Linked DNA regions of Homo sapiens: all the other regions are linked to region 1. A link is a contact called in ENCODE Hi-C or POLR2A ChIA-PET data. All regions are on one chromosome and are shown on one strand. The core of a region is the stretch at or near the end of the contact, and the rest is flanking DNA. Distances in the headings are between cores, read along the strand shown.

What was found. Hi-C counts contacts between places; a loop is a spot of excess contacts on that map. ChIA-PET counts read pairs that join two places held with the same protein, here RNA polymerase II (POLR2A). Pooled maps may share reads with other maps.
Region 2: a loop to region 1 is called in a pooled map, with 4 times the contacts of the local background. The contact joins the enhancer-like site here to the promoter of DNM1L in region 1. A Hi-C loop is called at or near these places in 3 of 50 pooled maps. POLR2A ChIA-PET finds 5 or more read pairs at or near these places in 2 of 52 experiments (WTC11 and naive thymus-derived CD4-positive, alpha-beta T cell).
Region 3: a map of CD4-positive, alpha-beta T cell shows a loop between it and region 1 (6-fold over the local background). The contact joins the promoter of DDX11-AS1 here to the promoter of DNM1L in region 1. A Hi-C loop is called at or near these places in 2 of 168 maps with a recorded cell type or tissue (CD4-positive, alpha-beta T cell and CD4-positive, alpha-beta memory T cell), 2 of 37 single-sample maps with no recorded cell type and 10 of 50 pooled maps.

The regions. Positions count from the first base shown.
Region 1 is chr12:32,677,091-32,681,336 of GRCh38, reverse strand. It overlaps DNM1L (dynamin 1 like), which reads right to left and starts at 2,036. Exons shown (of 20, transcript NM_012062.5): 1 at 1,872-2,036. The coding sequence starts at 1,973. RefSeq lists a silencer at 1,479-1,888.
Region 2 is chr12:31,634,345-31,638,354 of GRCh38, reverse strand. All of the region lies in intron 1 of LOC124902913 (a long non-coding RNA gene), which reads left to right. Among named protein-coding and RNA genes, the nearest start is that of ETFBKMT, 23 kb to the left of the region's middle. Within about 2 kb of position 1,859, at least 4 of the 41 ENCODE cell types and tissues checked have a DNase peak (open chromatin) inside an H3K27ac peak, as active enhancers do.
Region 3 is chr12:31,072,136-31,076,440 of GRCh38, reverse strand. It overlaps DDX11-AS1 (DDX11 antisense RNA 1), which reads left to right and starts at 2,594. Exons shown (of 3, transcript NR_038927.2): 1 at 2,594-3,246. It overlaps DDX11 (DEAD/H-box helicase 11), which reads right to left and starts at 2,581. Exons shown (of 27, transcript NM_030653.4): 1 at 2,350-2,581. RefSeq lists enhancers at 1,337-1,866, 1,727-1,886, 2,417-2,526, 2,399-2,930.

The DNA.
Region 1 (4,246 bases), core at 787-3,286:
TCAAGTGATCTGCCTACCTCGGATAATTTCTATTCTGTATTTCTTCTGTACTTGAGTAAAAGACTGATTATCAGCTAATAAGAACTTAGATGGAAATAACCCTCATTAAATCAAGTAGAAAAACTGACCTCTTGAGAAATTTCAAACACCAACATGCAAATATAGCATATAACTGTCAGTACTAGGATGGTTTTTGCACATGTTAATGGCTTTCAGAAGGATGGGATCTTTACTTTTCTCTCCTGCCACTCTGTATTTTGCCAACAGGTTTACTGACCAAAATAAACTCTATTTTGTGTAAAAAGAAAAAAACAACTTATTGATTTTAAACTATTTATGCTGACACACTATATCCCTAATTCTTTTACTTCCTCATGCTTAAAAAGCACTGAGACTCTCTTTTAAAAGTATGTGGAAAGTTTCTAGTGTGCAGCTAGAAGACACTTCTGAATCACTTACTATCAAAGACTTAATTTATATTATCTCTAACTTTTTACAAAAACAGGTTAGTTTTGATGATAAAAGTCCCAGTGTTTTAAAACATTGTGGTTAGAGTGAGCAATATTTACTCAAAATATTTACAGAGCACTTACTATATGTCCCAGACTGAACAAAATTATGTTCAATAAAAAATAATCCTCGTAATTTGTTTGATGCTTCTGAGTCTCCAAACATTACAAATATTGTTACAAATACTAGAATACGTAGGCAAGATTGAGCAGAATCTTTCCCAATCCTATCGCAGACCAAGGAAATGTGTTTCTAAAACAATTTCTATTGCTTCAACTATTTAAAAGCCAAAAAAACAAACAAACAAACAAACGAGTACAGGGTGTCTATAGTTTCCAGTGTTTGGATAGCCACTAATACTTTGAACAGTAAGTTCCTTCTGATAGCACTTATACCCTATACTATGTACCTCCTGGAAAATGATGGGGAAACCGCTCCTTCTCAATAGAAAAGATACTATTAAGAAATGAAAGCACTTAATATCAATATACTAATTTCTAAAATCCGTTTCTCTGAACTCTAATCGAAGTAGCAGAGAAAAGGAAAATTATACTTCTCCTCTGTCACTCTAGAAATAACAGTTATTTTGCCAACATTTCTGCATTCAAAAAAAAATGAGTTAGCTATGAGAAGACCAGAGAAACTGATGCCCAATTTAGGTCACGATCACAAAACTGTGGAAGACAAAAAGCACAGCCTACGCAGAAAAATCGGATATTCCTTCCCAACACCCGCAGAACTCTAGATACACGTTTTGTTTTTCTTTTTTTAAAATGCTGCTTCGGCGTTCTCGAAACCTGGTGGAATTATACTGCAGGAAAACACTGGCGCTCACGCACCGTAGCGTCTCTCAGCCTCAACAGAGCGATTCCAAAACTAACTCCGCAGTCCCTGGGCAAGGCAAGGAGGGAAATAAAACACCCGTCTCACGAAAGCCAACAGTGATGGGAACAGCCAGCCCACCGAGCCCAGCGAGACCCGAGTGCCCCGCGCGTCCCCCAGGTGCCCTTGGAGGCAGCGGCACGCGGACGAGGCCGCGCCCGGTCCCAGCGGACTCCAGTTCCGCCCGCCGGCCCCATCCTTCCCTCTCCTGTCCCCGGGACCCGCCGGGCTAGCCAGGCCCGCCGCGCCGGCTCCGCCCCTGGCCGGGCCCCGGATTCTCCGCCTTGATGCAACGCTGCCCCGGGAGGGCGGGTGCGGCAGAGCCCGGAGAGCCCTGGGGCCCCCAGCAAGGCCCTCCTCCCACAGGCCCCAAAGGCTGGCGCGGGAGTGGGCGCTGGCGCGGGAGTGGGCACTGCCGCAGCACCGACCAGGCCTGCGGCCGGGGTCTGGCCCGAGCGAACGCCGCCTGCTGCTCTCACCTGCGTTCCCACTACGACGATTTGAGGCAGCTGGATGATGTCGGCGCCCACCGTGTTGAAGACGTCCTGGAGCTTGTTTATGACAGGAATTAGCGCCTCCATGACTCTGAAAACACGGGGCCCCAGTGCCCGCCGGCCACGGCAATGAATGGGGCCGGGGCCCACAGTTCGCCTCCTTCCTCCTCTCCTCCGCCCTCTCCTCGGAAGCCGGCACCCATTGGACCGGGCCCGCCGGCTACCTGCCCCCTCCCGGCAGGCCATGCGCTGCGAGGGAGGTGGAGAGGAGCAAGGCCTGCTGGGAGTTGTAGTTCTGGAGCGGAGGAACGCTACTCCCCACAGCTTCCAGGAGGCTGCGCGGCACCGGTGGGCCCTAGCCTGGGACTGGGATGCTGCGCAGGCTCTAGTCAAAGGCTAGGAGCAGGCCGGGAGCGCAGGAGGAAGGCCGTAAATTTATGCCTGTCCTCAAGGCACGATGGATGTGACAGTGCTGGGTGTGAATATGTGTTAAAGGCGCAATGGTGTGTCTCTTAATTATCCAGTGTCACTTCCTTTTATTTATTTTTTATTTATTTATTTTTTTTTTTTTTTTGAGACGGAGTCTCACTCTGTCGCCCAGGCTGGAGTGCAGTGGCGCGATCTCGGCCCACTGCAAATTCCGCCTCCCGGGTTCACGCCATTCTCCTGCCTCAGCCTTCGGAGTAGCTGGGACTACAGGCACCCACCACTACGCCCGGCTAATTTTTTGTATTTTTAGTAGAGACGGGGTTTCACTGTGTTTTCCAGGATGGTCTCGATCTCCGGACCTAGTGATCCACCCGCCTCGGCCTCCCAAAGTGTTGGGATTACAGGCGTGAGCAGTGTGACTTCCTTATGAAGACACTTTCTCTAGAAGGACGGGTTGGAAAGGCTTAAAGAAAAGCTTATGGCCGCAAACAACCAAACTGGGTGCAAAAAAATCTGCACGCTGATACGAGAATGTGTGGGGTGTTATTTTGCAAAAATACAAAAACCAGCCCAGGTTAGAATACGCGGGTTCTCCAGGGGTTTTGTAAACAAACAAACAAACAAACAAAATGTGTGTTCAGGACCGAGCGCGGTGTAATCCCAGCACTTTAGGAAGCAGAAGCAGGAGGATCGCTTGAGCTGGGAGTTCGAGACCAGCCTGGTCAACATAGTGAGACCTCATCTCTACCAAATAAATAAATAAATAAATAAAAAAGCAGGGGTCGGAGCAGCGGGGGGCGGTGTTCATGAAAAAAATCTTAGAGTATTGGAGTTTTACAGGGGAAGAGCTGGGCATTTATTATCAATATTATGTATAAACCTTTATTTGCTGTAGCCTGATTCCTGGCAAAGTAGACATCTGATAACTGCCTTACTCACTCTTTGCTCATACCGTTCTTTTTTTTTTTTGAGACAGAGTCTGACTCTGTCGCCCAGGCTGGAATGCAGTGGCGCAATCTCGGCTCACTGCAGCCTCCTCCTCCCAGGCTGAAGTGATTCTCCTGCCTCAGCCCCCCAAGTAGCTGTTATTACAGGCACCCGCCACCACCCTGGGAAAATTTTTGTATTTTTAGTAGAGACGGGTGGGGGGCGGGGTTTCACCATGTTAGCCAGGCTGGTCTCGAACTCCTGACCTCAAGTGATCCGCCCATCTTGGCCTCCCACAGTCCTGGGATTACAGGCCTGAGCCACCATGCCCGGCCCATACTGTTATATTTCTAAATGTTGTTTTTCTTTTTAGACAGATAGTATCCCTCCTCTACTCCAAACCTCCAAAGGTAAAAGTAAACCTCAAAGTAAAAAGGTGACATTTGAGTAAAGAATTAAAGCAGGTGAGGAGAGGCCAGGCACCGTGGCTCACGCCTGTAATTCCAGCACTTTGGGAGGCCAAGGCAGGCGGATCACTTGAGGTCAGGAGTTCAAGACCAGCCTGACCAACATGGAGAAACCCCGTCTCTACTAAAAATACAAAAATTAACCGGGCGTGGTGGTGCATTCCTGTAATCCCAGCTACTCAGGAGGCTGAGGCAGGAGACGGGCAGATCACTTGAGGTCAGGAGTTCAAGGCCAGCCTGGGCAACACGGCAAAACCCAGTCTCTACAAAAAATACAAAAAAATTAGCTTGCCTGTCGTGGTGGTGCATACCTGTGGCCCCAACTACTTGGGAGGCTGCAGTAGGAGGATCACCTAAGCTTGGGAGGTGGGGACTGCAGTGAACTGTGATCGTGCCACCGCACTCCAGCCTAAGTGACAGAGTGAGGCCCTGTGTCAAAAAAAAAAAAAGAGAAAAGAGAAAAGAAAACATAATAAGAGCACTTTTTCCAGTCTGAGCAAGAGGATAGAGATTCGAGAAAGACTTCCTAGAAGTTAC
Region 2 (4,010 bases), core at 610-3,109, 1.0 Mb after region 1:
TTTTGTGAGTGGTACCCATTCACTGGATGGCTTTTTCTTGAAAAGAAGCTTTTTTTTTTTTTTTTTTTTTTTAAGATGGAGTCTCACTCCTGTTTCCTAGGCTGGAGTGCAGTGGTGCGATCTCAGCTCACTGCAACCTCCGCCTCCCAGGTTCAAGTGATTCTCCTGCCTCAGCTTCCTGAGTAGCTGGGATTACAGGCGCCCGCCACCACACCTGGCTAATTTTTGTATTTTTAGTAGAGACAGGGTTTCACCATGTTGGCCAGGTTGGTCTCTAATTCCTAACCTCAGGTGATCCGCCCCCTTCGGCCTCCCAAAGTGCTGGGATTACAGGTGTGAGCCACTGCGCCTGGCCTGAAGAGAAGCTGTTGATCCTTTATTGGCTCACAGGAGTGTTCCAGAACAGCGGCCCCTGTGTGAGATGCCTGTGGCATGTAGCTCCAGGAGAGACAGGTTTAATTCCGGATAAGTGTACCCAACTGCATACTGATATTCACAAAGTGCCTTTTGTACCTGTCGAAAATTAATATATTTTTGCAATTGGTGGCTGTTTTCATGTATTAGAAAATCTGCAGTCAAGAAAGGCCTGCTGCCCCGGCACAGTGGCTCACGCCTGTAATCCTAGCACTCTGGGAGGCTGAGATGGGTGGATCACCTGAGGTCAGAAGTTCAAGACCAGCCTGGCCAACATAGTGAAACCCTGTCTCTACTAAAAATACAAAAATTAGCTGGGCATGGTGGCACAGGCCTGTAGTCCCAGCTATTCAGGAGGCTGAGGCAGGAGAATCACTTGAACCTGAGAGGCAGAGGTTGCAGTGAGCCGAGATTGCACCACTGAGCTCCAGCTGGGGCGACAGAGTGAGACTCTGTCTAAGAAAAAAAAAAAAGGAAGAGAAGAAAGAAAGAAAGAAAGAGAAAGAAAAAAGAAAGAGAGGAAGGAGGGAGGGAAGGAAAGAAATATTTGAAAATTGTGAAATGAAATTAAACATTTGATTATCCATTTTAATTCTCTGGAAATGGAAATCCCCATAACATGTAAACTCACATAGAGTATATAAATCCAACTTTTTCACTTGATTTTCAGAAATACTGTGCATATGTGCAAAAGTAAAGGCATGGTCTGGCCGGGCACGGTGGCCCATGCCTGTAATCCCAGCACTTTGGGAGGCAGAGGCGGGTGGATCACTTGAAGTCTGGAGTTCAAGACCAGCCTGGCCAATATGGTGAAACCTCGTCTCTACCAAAAATACAAAAATTAGCCGGGCTTGATGGTGGGCGCCTGTAGTCCTACCTACTCCGGAGGCTGAGGCAGGAGAATTGCTTGAACCTCGGAGACGGAGGTTGCAGTGAGCCGAAATCGCCACTGCACTCCAGCCTGGGCGACAGAGCAAGACTCTGTCTCAACCAGCCAACCAACCAACCAACTAACCAACCAACCAACCAACCAACCAAAGAATAAAGGCATGGCTGGCACAAAGCCAGGAAGCACGCCTGGCCGGGTGGCTCCCCACATTGGCCACCAGGGGGCACCATCATCTCATAACTGTCTGGCTCTGGGACCTACACATGCGAGAGAGGAATTTTTTAGTGCGGTTTGAGAAGGAATAAGCAACCTGCTGTTTAATGTGTTCATTCAATGGGTCTTTTACAAATTGCTATTTGTAACCTAGAGCGTGCCAGTTATTTAGGATATAATTAGGTTTTTGCTGTTTCACTAACATACCTCACATACCTCGTATAAATGCTTTTTTTTTTTTTAACACACCTCTATACTAAAGAGGAAAATGCTTTTAAATGTAATCTTGAGGTTAATTGACTCTCACTTCTCCTTTCTCTGAAGGGCCTGCAGAACTCTTTCAGTTCTGACGTGGCCCCAGTAGTTTTTTGGTTTTATTTTTTTGAGATAGGGACTCTCTCACCCAGGCTGGGGTACAGTGGCACGATCATAGCTCACTGCAGCCTCTGCCTCCCAGGCTCAAGTGATCCTCCCTCCTCAGCCTCTTGAGTAGCTGGGGCTAAAGGCATGCGCCATCACGCCCAGCTAAGCTTTGTTTGTTTGTTTTTTGTTTGTTTGTTTGTTTGTTTGTTTTAGAGACAGGGTTTCACTATGTAGCCCAGGCTGATCTTGAACTTCTGAGCTCAAGCAATCGGTCCACCTTGGCCTCTCGAAGTGCTGGGATTACAGGCGTGAGCCACCTGGTCGTTTTTTGTTTTTTTTTTTTTTGAGATAGAGTCTCACCCTGTCGCCCAGGCTGGGGTGCAATGGTGAGATCTCGTCTGACTACAATCTCTACCTACTGGGTTCAAATGATTCTCCTGCCTCAGCCTCCCGAGTAGCTGGGATTACAGGTGCCTGCCACCATGCCCAGCTATTTTTTTTGTATTTTTAGTACAGACGGGGTTTCACCATGTTGGCCAGGCTGGTCTTGAACTCCTGACCTCGTGATCCGCCCGCCTCAGCCTCCCAAAGTGCTGGGATTACGGCGTGAGCCACCACGCCTGGTTACCACCTAGTAGTTTTTATCTGGTGACATCTCATCTCTTTGAAATCTGAAACACCAAATCTAAGTAAGAATCTGACTTTAGATTTTGATGTCTTTAAATTAGATAAACTAGCTGGACGCGGTAGTTCAAGCCTATGATCGCAGCACTTTGGGAGGCCAAAGTGAGAGGATCGCTTGAGTCCAGGAGTTCAAGACCAGCATGGGCAACATGACAAAACCCCTCTCAATAAATAAAATAAAAATAAAAGAATACAAATAAATAACTAAATTAGGTAAACTGTTGCACTTAATATTTATCTGAGCCAGTGGTGTTTATGTCAAGATGGGGTCAGATTCTAGACTAAATCAAACTCTCAGACAAGAAAATGGCCTCTTGCCCTGTCATGCTCTCTGTCATGTTATGCTGCGGTAAGAAGGCCCTCACCAGATGCAGCCCAACAGCTGTGGACTTTCAAACCTCCAGAACTGTAAGAAATACGTTTATTTTTAAAATAAATTTAAAAGGCTGGGCATGGTGGCTCATGCCTGTAATCCCAGCACTTTGGGAGGCCGAGGTGGGTGGATCACCTGAGGTTAGGAGTTTGAGACCAGCCTGGCCAACATGGTGAAGCCCCATCTCTACTAAAAATACAAAAATCAGCCAGGCGGGGTGGCACGAAGCCTGTAATCCCAGCTACTCGGGAGGCTGAGGCAGGAGAATCGCTTGAACCTGGGAGGCAGAGGTTGAAGTGAGCCAAGATTGTGCCGTTGCACTCCAGCCTAGGCGACAGCAAGACTTTGTTTTTTTGTTTTTTGTTTTTCAAAAAAAGAAAGAAAGAAATCTCCAGCATGGGGAACATTATGAAACCCTGTCTACAAAAACTGCAGGAAAAAAAAAATCACTGAACATGGTAGTGGGCACCTGTAGTCCCAGCTACTCGGGAGGCACAAGAGGATCATTTGAGCCAGGAAGGCAGAGGTTGCAGTGAGCTAAGATTGCACCATTGCACTCCAGCCTGGGCAACAGAGTGAGACCCACCCTGTCTCCAAAAAAAGAAAGGAAAAGAAAGGAAAGGAAAAGGAAAAAGAAAAAAAAAGGAAAGCAAAGGAAAGGAATCTCATGTCAAATAATCATAGTAGAAGTTAAAGTACATAACAATGGCATCTATTTTCATTGCCATGTTACTGCAGAGAGTAGTTTTTGGTGGTCATTGCATTTTTTTTTTTTTTGAGACATGGTCTCACTCTGTCACCCAAGCTGGAGTGTAGTGGCGTGATCTCTGCTCCCTATGGTCTCCACCTCCCTCCCACTTCAGCCTCCAAAGTAACTGGCATTATAGGCGCACATCAGCATGCCTAGCTAATTTTTGTATTTTTTGTAGAGATGGGGTTTTGCCATGTTGCCCAGGCTGGTCTGGAACTCCTGAGCTCAAGCAATCTGCTGGTCTTGGCCTCCTAAAGTGCTGAAGTGCTGGGATTACAGGTGTGAGCCACCACACCCGGCCTGATTATTGTCTTTAGTCTGCT
Region 3 (4,305 bases), core at 1,345-3,844, 1.6 Mb after region 1:
CAAACTGAGAGTAAGAATTGAAACTATCTGGGAAAGCCAAAAACAGAGGCAGACTACAAGCTGCAAGGCAGCTCGGACTTCAAGACAGCTCCAGGAACGTCACCAGCAAACACACACCCACGGGGTTCACTCTCCTGCTCAGCCAGGTGCCGGATACAGCCACAATCTCACTCCCTCAGCGCACTCGGTTTCTGCTTATCCCAAACTTTCGCTTACACGTGGCCTCATCAGCCCCTGGACCTTTCAGCTTCAGCTCCCACTGCCAAGTAAAAAGTCTTCATGTCTCCTCGTTCTGAATCCCAAGACAAAAAGCTGACCAGCAGCTCCTCTCAAGACAGAGCACTGGTCAGCCTGAGACTGGTCAGGCTCCCAGCCTCATCTACTCAGCTCGGGCCTTGCACTTGCTGCTCCCCTTGGCCTGGAGAAGGAGTCCTCCTCAATATCCAGGCTTTGGCTCACCTCCTCAGAGAAGCCTCTCCGGCTGTCTGGCCGCTGGACAGTGGTCAAACACCACCCCCACTCCTCACCCCCTAGCTTGCTCTAAGTCACTTTTAAAAAATCACATTACTCTGTATTTAATTTATTCATAGCTCTTAGCACCATCTGAACCTATTTATTCTTCCTCACTGGAATATACGTTCCATAAATAGAGGAACCTTGTCTGTCTTGCTCTTCTCTGGCTCCAGGACTCAGAACTAGGTGCTTCGACACCTCATAGGCATTCAACAAAAATCTGATGAACGAATGAGTAGCCAGCCAGACATCGGGGCTGTAAGTGAAGGTTTCTCTTCCGAGGCTGGGTAACGGAGGTCCCATGACTTGAATACCTATTAGTTAAATGGCCAGTTCTTTAATGGTTTCAAACCGTTTTCAGATAACCCCACAAAAACCCTGTGTGGTATTTTTATAAGCTCTATTTTATAGAGAAAGAAACTGAGACTCAGTAAACTTATATGACTTGCCCAAGGTCACTCAGCAAGTGCTTGAACTCAGGATTTGAACCACATCTGCCAGACCCCCAAGCCACCTGAAACTTTCTATCTCCTCACTTTTCCTCCCACCAGGATAAGTGGGATAAAAAAGACAGACTTGGTTACCAAACTCTAGAATGACAACACTAAACAATACAGAAGAAACGTAAGTATTATTTCACTTCCCCATCAGTGGTAATTATGGATCTCATTATTCCAGAAGCAGCACAGGCTAAATCATAGAGGTTTAGATAAATCTGAGTATAACGGATTCACTAAGCCCTATTAAAAACATTTGCAGTGACTTGTTCAGCCCTCTTCAGGTTGGCTGTGTGGAGGACAACCATCACCTCCCAGTGCCAAGGCACACACCAGGACAGCAAAGCTCACGCTCATAAAACGAGGTTAGAGTTGTGAAAGCACTTCAGGAACATATTAGTTCTTAACGTGTTCATTTTCTTCAGTCCCCAATTATCACTCATTACTGAGTACAGACTATTGTTGTGGGCTCAGTTGTGTCCTCCCCACATTGATCTTGGACATCCCAAGCCTCTGGGACTGTGAGAAAACACATTTCTGTGTCTAAGCCACCCAGTTTATGGTATTTTGTCATGGCAGCCGGGGCTGACCAAGACAACTATGTGGCAGGTACTATCTACCGTATGGCCCTAAAATGTTTTAACTTCACACACCTGGAAAGCACCACAGCCCCAAGAAAAAAGCTTTTCCGCACTGCTGTTAAGCCAGGGCCACACACTGCAGTACTGCGGTGCTCCACCAGCTGGAGGATGGCCTGGCCCATAATACCCGCATTCCCACCTTGCTCTGGCCCTGTGTCCCCTCCAACGTGCATCCTGAGCTCGCACCCTGTGTGGAACCCAAACAGCTGCTTATCAGCATTTAAGTCCATTTTTATGACACTTCCGTCAACAATCTGGTCAAGTGCACTCATTCCTGGCCTCCGTACTGTACCCTGCTCCGCCTCGATTCCCGCCCTGGGGGAAGCTAGACTCATGCAGCTAACTTTATCGGCTCTGGGCTCTGATTGCCAAGTTTAGGATCCCAGCTGTATCCTTGCTAAAGTTAGCATCGCTGGGGCTCAGTTTCCGTAAGAGACAGGTGGGTTACAAGCGCTCACTCACTGTTGCAGTGTCTTATCTACGTAAGATAATCCATGAAAAGCTCAACACAGCTGGGCCAAATCTAAGACCCAGACACGCGGCTGCTGTTAATGCCCACTTCTGCGCACCGCCCAGTTCCACCGCAGGCACAACCTTCCTAGGCCTACCCGTCCCCACACAGGGGTTCCCGCTTGTCAATCACGCTGGCCCGGCCCTCCACTTCCGGAATGTTTTCCCGCTCCGGACGGGCCACCCACCTTTGCAAATAGGGGTCCGGCGCCGGAACAGACGCCCAGTTTGCGATTTCACCAGTCTGCCCTTCCTCGTCCCGCTGCTCCTCGTCCTAAGGAGCTCTGCTGCCACACAGCACTGCGCTCACCTTCTTCGCCGGCAGAATTGCTACGCTGAAAGCCAGGCCCCGGGAATCAGGGCAAACGCCACTGAGTTAGAAACTGGCGGGTCCCCTCAGTGAAAGGCAGCCGGAACAACCCCCGCCGCTGCGCATGCGCACTCCGGGACGCGCGCGAACACGCAGCAGCGAGAATCTACAGGGGCGTGGTTTGCGCACGCGGGAACTGGGATCTCAACCCCAGGGCTAGGTGCCTCCTCCCGCTGCTTTCCGCCAGCTGCGGGGTGTGAGATTAATCCCCGCCGATTAGCGCCAGGTGTACTAAGCGCTGGATGGTTCCCTGACCAGATGAAACATCAGCCGATGTTCTAATGCCGGTCCCCTGGGCGCTGTCCCCGAGAGGGAAAACCTGTTTTCTGACCCCGGCTCTAGTCGGCCTCTGGAGGTCTGCAGCTGGGTTATTTTACCTTTGAAACGGACGACACCTGCCCCGTGCACCCCAGCGGCTCCTCCACACGGAGAGATGGTGTCAGTCAAAGGCCGTCTAGATGACGAGTTTATGAAATTGTTCCTGGCCCGTGCCGGGCACGACCTTGCAGAGAGCCCAGAAGATGAAACCCCAGCCCTGCCAGGAGCTCACCTGCTAATTAGGAGGACAACGAATCACCTCACCTCCCTAGACTTTGCTTCTCCTTTATTCAGTGAGGGATTGGACTAGCTGGTCCTTGAGGACTTTTCAGAAAGTCTGGTTCTGGGAGATGACCAATGGGATCATCTTATGCTATGAGCTTTCCTGGAATGACAGGTAATTGGTGCGCCTTCCCAGCAGGGTCAGGGAGAGTTGCTGGGACTTGAAGGAAAGGCTTTTGGGGAGAGGAGCCAGTGTTACAAACTATCGAAAAGCTTGGAGGTGGGAAATTTACAAAAGGTGATTCCAGGGTCAGCTTTTTTGTCACCTGCTTCCGACTTCGGCAGTTTGGAGAGGGCGAGTAAGTAATACCCTTCAGGGTCTTGGGATGTGGCCCAGCAAAATCCTTAGAGGGACTTTGAAGTCTTAGTTTTAAGTTTAGAATTAATGGGCAGAGTACTTAAATAGCCATTTCTCCAAAGATGTATACAAATGGCCCACAGGCCCATAAAAATGTTGCATTCCACCCTATAACATGTTTTTGCATAAAAAAGTTTTAAAATAACTGTTGTCTGGTAAATTGACACCTCTGGAATAGAATGTATGCTAGGTTTTTTACCCTACTGCTTCAAACCCCATCCTACACACACACTCCTAGGGTGTGCATCATCCAGTTTAAGAAGCACCCTTGGAGAAACAAAGTTGATAGTGTGTCCAGAATTGATGGGTTCTTGGTCTCACTAACGCAAGACTGAAGCTGCAGACCCTCGCGGTGTTAGTTTTTAAAGGCGGTGTGTCTGGAGTTTGTTCCCTCAGATGTTCCGATGGGTTTGGAGTTTTTTCCTTCTGGTGGGTTTGTGGTCTTGCTGGCTCAGGAGTGAAGCTGCAGACCTTCGCCTGAGTGTTACAGCTTTTAAGACGGCATGTACTGGAGTTGCTAGTTCACCCCGGTGGGTTCGTGTATCTCACTAGCTTCAGGAGTGAAGCTGCAGACATTTGCAGTGAGTGTTACAGCTCATAAAGGCAGTGCAGACCTAAAAAACAAAAAGAACAAAGCTTCCATACTGTGGTAAGAAAATCCTAGTGAGTTACTGCTGCTGTCTTAGGGCAGCCTGTGTTTATTCTCTTCTCTGGCCCCACCCACATCCTGCTGATTGGTCCATTTTAGAGAGAGCTGATTGGTCTGTTTTACAGAGAGCTGATTGAGCCGTTTTGACAGGGTGCTGATTGGTGCGT